Regions from separate parts of the Homo sapiens genome. Here region 2 is linked to region 1. A link is an interaction called in ENCODE POLR2A ChIA-PET data of the cell type or tissue named here. Cell type or tissue: A673. All regions are shown on one strand.

The links. Peaks named below come from ENCODE experiments on the same cell type or tissue, not always from the same donor. Only the 100,000 strongest peaks of a DNase experiment are listed, where the experiment ranks them.
Region 2: POLR2A ChIA-PET joins it to region 1 with 7 read pairs; 3 of 35 experiments call an interaction of 5 or more read pairs at or near these places.

Annotation. Positions count from the first base shown.
Region 1 is chr22:43,111,072-43,116,071 of GRCh38, forward strand. All of the region lies in intron 1 of BIK (BCL2 interacting killer), which reads left to right. Among named protein-coding and RNA genes, the nearest start is that of BIK, 2.8 kb to the left of the region's middle. RefSeq lists an enhancer at 1-304 and a silencer at 329-548. In A673, no CTCF peak of the experiment used is centred here; a DNase peak (open chromatin) is centred at 2,650; H3K4me3 peaks cover 578 bases; H3K27ac peaks cover 336 bases; H3K27me3 peaks cover 238 bases.
Region 2 is chr22:42,508,075-42,513,074 of GRCh38, forward strand. It overlaps RRP7A (ribosomal RNA processing 7 homolog A), which reads right to left. Exons shown (of 7, transcript NM_015703.5): 7 at 270-4,921. The coding sequence ends at 4,836. It also overlaps the pseudogene SERHL. Among named protein-coding and RNA genes, the nearest start is that of RRP7A, 9.2 kb to the right of the region's middle. RefSeq lists enhancers at 259-958, 959-1,657. In A673, a CTCF peak has its summit at 4,357 (motif pointing right); no DNase peak of the experiment used is centred here.

The DNA.
Region 1 (5,000 bases):
TGGTCCCTCTGCGTCTCGCCGCGACGGCTGGACGCCCCATCGCCGCCGCACAGTCCTCCAGTGCGGCTTCCGGGCACCCGGCTCCGAACTCTGGGGTCGTGCGGACCCGGCCAGACCGTAGCGCGGCAACGCCAGCCCACGGCCGCGGCCGCACAGCCCCGGTGCCCTTAAAAGAGGGAAGATGGCGTCGTGCCCGGTGCCGCCGGGACCGGCTCCCGGAGGCGCTGCGCACCTGAGGAAGGGCCGAGGAAAGGCTTCGTAACGGGACGCCCAGAAAGTCCGGAACAGGAACGTGCACACGGAGCGGCGCGCAGCCGCCCGCCCTCGCTTGCCCACGCGCCCTGCACAGGTGCGCCCCAGACTGGGCGGGGACTAGAGCCCGGCTGGGGCATGCGACCTTGTTTGGTAAATTGGAGGTGCGCCCCTGCGGGTGACCCGCGAGGGGGCCCCCCGCCTGCGGGGCGCGGTCACGACAAGGCTTGTGGGGTTCGGAGCTGGTCGTCGTCTGGGCTCTGGCCTCCTAAATGCGATCGCTTTCAAGCCCTTCATTGTCAATTTTGCTAGAATGAGCCACTCGTGGGGTAGGACGTGGTTGTTGATGTTACTGTTGTAGCTCTTACTATTGTAACATTTTTGTTGCTGTTTTAACGCAGTGTTTACTGTGGTCTGGGAGCCCGAGCTTCCCAGGGAGCATTGGTGTCAGCCTCATGTCCCCGCATTAGGAGGAGCGCAGTCTGGTGGGCACTAGCGCCGGGAAGTTCTTAACATCTGTCTGCCCCTGGGAGCAGGAGGCCTCATCTTCCAGGTGGAGAAACAGAGATTTCAGTCCCAGGAGGCACAGAAATGCCAGGGTTGTCTAGCTAGAAGCCAAGGGCCCTTTATGGAACCCAAGCCAAAACCTCTTTCCACTCTCCAGCCCTGTGGCCTCGGAAGGGCCACTCCATCTCTCTGAACCTCAGTTTGTTCTGTTCACTCTGCAAAATGTATCCCTGAGGTTTCTGGCCAGGTGAAAGCCCCTCTCAAGTTAGTAGCCTCCCTGGAGTTAAGACTCACCCCGATTTCTACTTAATTTGGGCACGCCTTTGGAATAAGTTCTCAGGAATGGCACAGTTTGGGTGTTTTTTGTTTCTTTTTGTTTTTTTTTGAAACAGAGCTTCGCTCTTGTTGCCCAGGCTGGAGTGCAATGGCGCCGTCTCGGCTAACTGCAACCTCGGCCTCCTGGGTTCAAACGGTTCTCCTGCCTCAGCCTCCTAGTAGCTGGGATTACAGGCGCCTACCACGAGGCCCAGCTAATTTTTTGTATTTTTAGTAGAGATGGGGTTTCACCATGTTGGCCAAGCTAGTCTCGAACTCCTGACCTCAGGCGATCCACCCGCCTCAGCCTCCCAAAGTGCTGGGATTACAGGTGTGACCCACCCCGCCCGGCTTGAGTGTTTAAATACTCCTGCCTCAGCCTCCCAAGGTGCTGGGATTACAGACGTGAGCCCCTATGCCTGGCCCTTTTTTTTTTTTTAATTGTCTTAAGGATGTTAAGACTAAGATTCTCACACATTTGACTCGTGCCTGTAATCCTAGCACTTTGGGAGGCTGAGGCAGGAGGATTGCTTGAGCTCAGGAGACTAGACTGGGCTAGACCAGACTGGGTAACATGGTAAAACCCTGTCTCTACCAAAAATACAAAAAATTAACCGGGCATGGTGGCATGTGCCTCTGGTCCTAGCTACGCAGGAGGCTGAGTTCAGAGGCCTACCTGAGCTTGGAGGGGTTGAGGCTGCAGTGAACCCTGATCATGCCACTGCACTCTAGCCTGGGAGACAGAGTGAGACCCTGTCTCAAAAAAAGGAGCATTAGGCTGGGCATGGTGGCTCACATTTGTAATCCTAGCACTTTGGGAGGCCGAGGGAGATGGATCACCTGAGGTCAGGAGTTGTGAGACGAGCCTGGCCAACATGGCAAAACCAGTCTCTTTTAAAAATGCAAAAATTAGCCGGTCGTGGTGGCGTGTGTCTGTAATCCCAGCTACTTGGGAGGCTGAGGCAGGAGAACTGCTTGAATCTGGGAGGCAGAGGTTGCACTGAGCGGAGATCACACCATGGCACTCCAGCCTGGGCCACATAGGGAGACTCTCTGTCAAAAGAAAATTTAAAAAAGCATCAAATGGTAGATCCCCAGTGTCTGTTACAGCTTGGGTACTCTATGGCTGGATAGAGAGGCTGCATACATGTTAGTTATTGTAAGTTTGTTTGTTTTTTTGAGACGGAGTTTCGCTCTTGTTGCCCAGGCTGGAGTGCAATGGCTGGGAATACAGGCGTGAGCCACCTCACCCGGCTCAAGATTCTTACACATTTGACTTGCCTGTAATCCCAGCACTTTGGGAGGCTAAGGCGGGAGAATTGCTTGAACCCAGGAGGCGGAGATTGCAGTGAGCAGAGATGGTGCCACTGCACTCAGCCTGGGCTAACGTGAGACTCCATCTCAAAAAAAAAAAAATTACGTCTTGTGTCACAGAGCTGCAGATAAACCAGAGACTACTCATAACCGTGTACTTTTTTTTTCCCCCATTTCTGATCCCGTCTCAACGGAAGGATGTAATTGAGGAAGGGCTTGATTGGCCAGTGAGTCTTGAAGCTGACACCACTGCTGGTGGTATTTTCCCCTCTCCCTGGAAAGCATCCTGTTTTTAGTGAACCTATTAAATGTGTAGACAATTAATGGCTTTTTGCTTCCCCTGCTGCAGACTTAGCGGATCCCATGAGATTTTGACTACCGTCTGTGCTCAGAACAGTTTGAGCCGTATGGAGGAAGTCTCCGCACCAGTCTTACTGTTGGTGGTCACCAGGAAGCCAGCAGTGTGTCTGAACTGGACACATGTGGCCACTTCCTAGCCTCCCTTTGTCCTGCCACTGGTTGGTTGGGGCTGGGCCCTGGGAGAAACATAGAATGTGAGCAAATCAGTCCGTGGCCCCTAAGTTCCTTGTTGGCCCCGAGGCAGGCAGGAGAGGGGCGGGCACACAGGGCAGCTGATTTTCCTAGTGTCAATATTAGGATGTGACAATACAAAACACCACTGGGCCTCGCCAGGCACTGCATGGTAAACCTGTTTTTCTGGGGGTGGGACAGAACTTGGCACCCAGTTAGCCAAACTGAAAAGCCATGCAGCAAAGAGAGAAAAGCTCACTTGTTTATTTGAGTGAGGGTCCCTGTCATTTTGGATATTTAAGATCAAGTATTCTTGACCGCCCCCTCCCCGAGATGGAGTCTTGCTCTGTTGCCCAGGCTGGAGTGCAGTGGTGTGATCTCAGCTCACTGCAACCTCTGCCTCCCGGGTTCAGGTGATTCTCCTGCCTCAGCCTCCCGAGTAGCTGAGATTACAGGCGCGTGCCACCACACCAGGCTAATTTTTGTATTTTTAATAGAGATGGGGTTTCACCACGTTGGCCAGGTTGGTCTTGAACTCCTGACCTTGTGATCCGCCCGCCTCAGCCTCCCAAAGTGCTGGGATTACAGGTGCGAGCCACCGTGCCTGGCCAAGAGATGACATTTATTGTGTGTGACAGTATCTTCGAGATTAGAGGCTCCCTTTCATGTGAGGGCAAAGAGAGCTACCTGATTCCAGGAGGAGCTGAAATTCCCTGTGCAGACAATGGCGCATCATGAAGATAAATCCGAGCTCGGACCGTGAGGTGGTCAGCACGGGTGTGCGCCTCGCAGAGCAACAGGCTCACAGAATGAGAGCTGCCTCTTAGTGGGCACTTACTGCATACCATGCATGCAGCATTTCACCTCCTTCTCAGGGCTACATCTGCCCATGGGGCTTTCCCTCCTGCCCTTTAACAGAAGGTGATACTGTCCAGTCCAGGGTCTCCCAGCCAGGAACAGCCTGCCATCGTGAGCCCAGCACCAGAGTAACCCCTTCCCTCATTCTCAGGATTTTGCAGTGAACTCTCAGGCTGTCTGCATCCTCTCACCGGCTTTCACTGGGTCCCTGCTCTGTTCTGGGGCCATGCAGGTTCCCGACTGGCTGGGGCAGACACACAGGTAAACATTTAACGAGACCTTGATGGGCTGAGTGCCCAATCCAGGTCTGTTTACCCAAGGTGCTGGGACAACACAGATGAGGAGCATTTAATTCTGTCCTGGGGAGGGTGGGGAGGAAGTGACTTGTGCCTGAGCCCCAAGGAAGCAGTGAGTCCCCCGTGCCTGCCTGGGGGATGTTGGTAACAGAGGGAGGATGTAAAGGAGGAGCTGGGGTGTGAAAGGGCTGGGTGCAAGTTCATAGGGGAGACCCAAACACTGAAGTGGAGCCCAGGGGCCGTACCTGCCTCTCAAGCCTCAGGGTCGGGGCCAGGGTGAGCAGTCTTCATATTCTTCAGCCTCAGCATTTCAGAACTTGTTTTATTTTTTTTTTGAGATGGAGCCTTACTCCTGTCGCGGGGGCTGGAGTGCAGTGGCGCGATCTCGGCTCACTGCAACCTCCACCTCCTGGGTTCAAGTGATTCTCCTTCCTCAGCCTCCCTAGTAGCTGGGATTACAGGCGTGCGCCACCACGCCTGGCTAGTTTTTGTATTTTTAGTAGAGATGAGGTTTCGCCATGTTGGCCAGGATGGTTGTGAACTCCTGACCTCAGTTGATCCACCTGCCTCAACCTCCCAAAGTGCTAGGATTATAGGTGTGAGCCACCGCGTCTGGCCTATTTTTTATTTTTGATTGAGTCTTGCTCTGTTGCCCAGGTTAGAGTGCGGTGGCACGATCTTGGCTCACTGCAACCTCTGCCTCTCAGGTTTAAGTGATTCTCCTGCCTTAGTCTCCCGAGTAGCTTGGACTACAGGTGCCCGCCACCACGCCCGGCTAACTTTGGTATTTTTAGTAGAGACACTGTTTCACCATGTTGACCGGGGGGTCTTGAACTCCTGACCTTAGTTGATCCATCTGCCTTGACCTCCCAAAGTGCTGGGATTACAGGAGGGAGCCACCGCGCCCCGGCCCAGAACTTGTTTTAA
Region 2 (5,000 bases), 600 kb before region 1:
AGCACTTTAGGAGGCCGAGGCAGGCAGATCACTTGAGGCCAGGAGTTAAAGACCAGCCTGGCCAACATGGTGAAACCCTGTCTCTACCAAAAAATACAAAAATTAGCCGGGAGTGGTGACACACACCTGTAGTCCCAGCCACTTGGGAGGCTGAGGCAGGAGAATCGCTTGAACCCGGGAGGCGGAGGTTGCGGTAAGCTGAGATCACGCCATTGCACTCCAGCCTGGGCAACAAGAGCAAAAAAAAAAAAAAAAAAAGGTTCTATAAATTCTTCTCATATTTTTATTTAACATCCACAATGTGATTTAAGATGTAATCAACATAAAGCTTGATTGCATTATTTTGCATGCTGTTTTCCAAATCCAGCTTCGTGTCACACCTACAGCACATCTCACTCAAGCTGGCCACATCCCCGCCATCCAGACGTAAAACAGTCACAAGACAGGGCAGGCAGGGCCGCGGAGGAGGCTGGCTGGGGCCATCACGGAGTGCCCATCCTGCACTGTGGTCCCAGCAAGTTTCTTTCTCCTGGCAAGAAGCCTGTCCCAGGCTGGCAGGGGACAGCGTGAGGTGCAGCCTATGGACTGGGAAAGGGGTGTGGAAGGGCCACACCTAAGTCCTAAAATCCAGGCCCAAAAGTGGCCCAACTCACTTCTCTGACTTTAATCACACAGCCATACCTGGTGGCAAAGGAGTATTGGAAATGGAGTCAGGCTGGGTAGCCACGAGCCCAGGAAGAGGGGAGAACAGACTTGGAGAGGGCAGGAGTCTCTGGCCACCAGGGGCTAAAGAGCCTTCGATGAGGCAGTGATGTGGGGTCCTGGGCTCAGACCCAGGGTGGGTGGCTAAGGTGCCCTCGCCAGGGCTTAGCCACCCCAACAGAGATGGGTTTCGTGCCCACGAGAGTGCCTGTGCCTTGTGACGAGAATTCACCATGTTTTTGTCTCTGCAGGCAGAGAACAGCATTGACTTCGTCAGCAGGGAGCTGTGTGCGCATTCCATCAGGAAGCTGCAGGCCCATGTCCTGTTGATCAAGTGAGTCTGGACCCATCCCCTTCAGTCACCCCCCAAGGAGACATGGGCGCCAGGAATCTCTGGGAGGGGGCCCTGGCATGAGGCTCCAAGTTCTCTGCGTGTCGACCACATCGCTAAGACTCAAGATCTTTTTTGGGAAGCCCCCCTGGCAGCAGGGTCATGGAAGGAGGAAGGTCAGAGGAGGGGAGGGCTCAGGCAGCAGGGGATGGGCCGGGGCTGTCCCATGCCTTTCCACAGGTGTCAGCGGGGGGCATGCCCAGGTAAGGCTCCATAACCAGTGAGCCCAGTCTCGACTCACTGCAACCTCTGCCTCCTGGATTCAAACGATTCTCCTGCCTCAGCCTCCCGAGTAGCTGGGACTACAGGCGCCCGCCACCACGCCTGGCTTATTTTTGTATTTTTAGTAGAGACGAGGTTTCGCCATGTTGGCCAGGCTGCTCTCCATCTCCTGACCTCATGATCCGCCTGCCTCGGCCTCCCAGTGTTGGGATTACAGGCGAGAGCCACCGTGCGTGGCCCACCATAGACGATTTTTAAGCCATAAAAAGAAACGAAGCACTGACATGGGCTCCAGCATGGATGAGCCTTGAAAACATCGCACTAAGTGGATGAAGTCAGACACAACCGTCTACGTGTTGTATGGCTGCATTCACGTTCAAGTCCAAATAGGACACACGGCAGAGACAAAGCCAGGTCATGGTTGCTCAGGACCGGAAGCCTGTTGGGGGTGGGGGGGTGGGGTGTGTGTGTGTGTGTGTAAGCTCAGAGGTTTGCGATTTCTTTGGGGGTGATGAAAATGTAATTGTGACGATGGTCTCACAACTCAATGTATTAAAAACCACGGGATTGTAGACTTTTTTTTTTTTTTTTTTGAGATGGAGTCTGGCTCTGTCGCCCAGGCTGGAGTGTAGTGGTGCAATCTCAGCTCACTGCAAGGTCCGCCTCCCGGGTTCACGCCATTCTCCTGCCTCAGCCTCCGGAGTAGCTGGGACTACAGGCACCCACCACCAAGCCCGGCTAATTTTTGTATTTTTAGTACAGACAGGGTTTCACCATGTTAGCCAGGATGGTCTCATCTCCTGACCTCGTGATCCACCCGCCTCAGCCTCCCAAAGTGCTGGGATTACAGGCGTGAGCCACCATACCCGGCCAGGATTGTAGACTTTCAATGGGAGGATTGTGAAGACATAAATTCTCTCTCAGAGCAAGTGTGGGCTCCAGCGCCTGTTCAGATCCCAGCTCTGCTGTTCAGGGCTGACTGTGACCAAGTCCTGAACTCCCTGCGCCCCAGCAAGGCTGTGCCTTCAGCACTTGCTTGCGCCTGGCTTGTGCCAGCTGAGCGTGAGCTGAGATTAACTGAGCCTCAAATCCAACCCAGGGTCAAGGGACCCAGCTGTGGGAGTTGGGGTAGCCCAGGCTTTGGTTTCTCCTCAGAGGCCTGAACCCAGGGCAGGATGGGGGCACCGCTGGGAGGCGGTTCTAAGATGAACCCCAACAACCCCCAACTCCTCACTTTCCAGAGCAGTCCACGGATATTTTGATCCAAGAGAGAATTACTCTGACAAGGAGTCCCTGTCGTTCATGATAGACACAATGAAATCCACCCTCAAAGAGGTAAGGCGGGGCTCAGGCAGCTGGTGTCCAGCCACTGTCGCCCACTCTGGTCCCACCTCACCCATCTCTTCTCATGCACTGGGAAAGACCCCTGGTCTGCCCCCAGGCCCAACAAGTGACCACCAGGATCTATCAGGCCTCATGCTCCAGTGATCAGTCCCTAGAGGCCTGGGGACACATGTAATCAGAATTTAAGAAACAGAGACCTTTGGTGGGGAGGTTCTTTACCATCCTCAAGTACCCACCCCTCCTTCTTGGGGCCAGGCACAATTAGGTGACCCAACTGCCAGAGACAGTCCCACATTTTTTGAGAGACAGGGTCTCATTCTGTTGCTCAGGCTCAGTCATAGCTCACTGCAGCCTCAAACTCCTGGGCTCAAATGATCCTCCCACCTCAGCCACCTGAGTAGGTGGCACTACAGGCGCATGCCATCATGCCCAGCTAATAGTCACACTTTTTTTTTTTTTTTGAGATGGAGTCTCACTCTGTCGCTCAGGCTGGAGTGCAGTGGGAAGATCTCAGCTTACTGTAACCTCCACCTCCCGGGTTCAAGCGACTCTCGTGCCTCAGCCTCCTGAGTAGCTGGGATTACAGGCACCTGCCACCATGCCCAGCTAATTTTTATATTTTTAAGAGATGGGGGTTCACCATGTTGGCCAGGCTGGTCTCAAACTCCTGACCTCAGGCGATCCGCCCACCTTGGCCTCCCAAAGTGCTGGTTTTGCAGATGGGAGCCACCATGCCCAGCCTAGTCTCACTTTATAGGCTCCCAAACCACAGCAGAACACCTGGCTGCCTCATCCCTCTGCACCCATCACGCCAGTGGGCATGCTGGCTGTAGGTGGGGATGGCCTTTGCCCGGGTTCCTGGGAGCACCTGGTGTTTTATGGTCACCTACCCACTTACACCTGACCCTGGGGCCTCTGCAGTTTTCTTGGCGTTGTCACCACAAAAGGAAGAAGCCCACCTGTGGCTGGCTGGCTGGCCGCCAGGTCAGAGCCAAGGCAGGCAGGGCCTTCCTGTCTGGCTTCTTGAAGGCAGACACAAGTCTGCAGGCTGCTCACGTCATCTCATTATCTTTTCTCACGAGGACTACTTCGGATACAATCACAGCAACCCTGGCCTCGGCCCTGCCCTGTCCCTGCCATGCAACTTCACAACTCAGCTGGCCTAGACCCCTGGGAGGCCTCCAAGTCCCTAAGGTTAGACATCTCCTGGGGTGCTATGGACTGTCGGGGCTCCAAGGAGCCGAGTGTGGGGGAAACTCACTGTGGGAGGCGCTCCTGACCTGCAGGGAGCTGGAATGCTGTGGGAGGGCCCTGACCCCGGGGCCCATGGAGCTCCCTAGGCTCCTCTGGCCACATCTCACTACCCACCCCCTCCCCTCTCCAGCGGTTCCAGTTTGTGGAAGTCCCAGGCAATCACTGTGTCCACATGAGCGAACCCCAGCACGTGGCCAGTATCATCAGCTCCTTCTTACAGTGCACACACACGCTCCCAGCCCAGCTGTAGCTCTGGGCCTGGAACTATGAAGACCTAGTGCTCCCAGACTCAACACTGGGACTCTGAGTTCCTGAGCCCCACAACAAGGCCAGGGATGGTGGGGACAGGCCTCACTAGTCTTGAGGCCCAGCCTAGGATGGTAGTCAGGGGAAGGAGCGAGATTCCAACTTCAACATCTGTGACCTCAAGGGGGAGACAGAGTCTGGGTTCCAGGGCTGCTGTCTCCTGGCTAATAATCTCCAGCCAGCTGGAGGAAGGAAGGGCGGGCTGGGCCCACCTAGCCTTTCCCTGCTGCCCAACTGGATGGAAAATAAAAGGTTCTTGTATTCTCACTGCTTTTGAGGCTTTTTCGTTGCCAGCAAGGGCTTTTGCATTGAGGGAAAAGGAAGCACAGAACGGATTCATCCAGGGTCCTGGAGAGGAGGGTGTGGAGGCAAGAAGCAGGAAGGACAAGTCCTCCTCTCGGCACGCCTGGGTCCCCAGGACTGCTGAAGCACAAGACCCGAGGGGTGGCCTGGTCCTTCCCTCCTGGCCTGTGTGGACTCTGATGGGGCTGTTGGACGCGGTGGCCTTCAACCTGGGGCCCGTTGGCCAGAGCTCGGCCTCTCAGAGACCGCTGCAGGCCCTGCCTCGCCTCCTCCTGGCCCTGCACCTCCAGCCATTCACTGCGGCTCTCACAGCTCAGTACGGTCGGAATTTGCGCTGGGCCCGCAGCAGCTCGATCCTCTGCTTGTCCTCCTCGAACTTCTTGCGCAGCTGCGCTAGATCTGGGGGTGAGAGGAGGCGCGGGGCAGGGTCAGACAGCGCGCCCCGGGGAAGCTGGCTTGCTCATGCCCCACCCCTCCT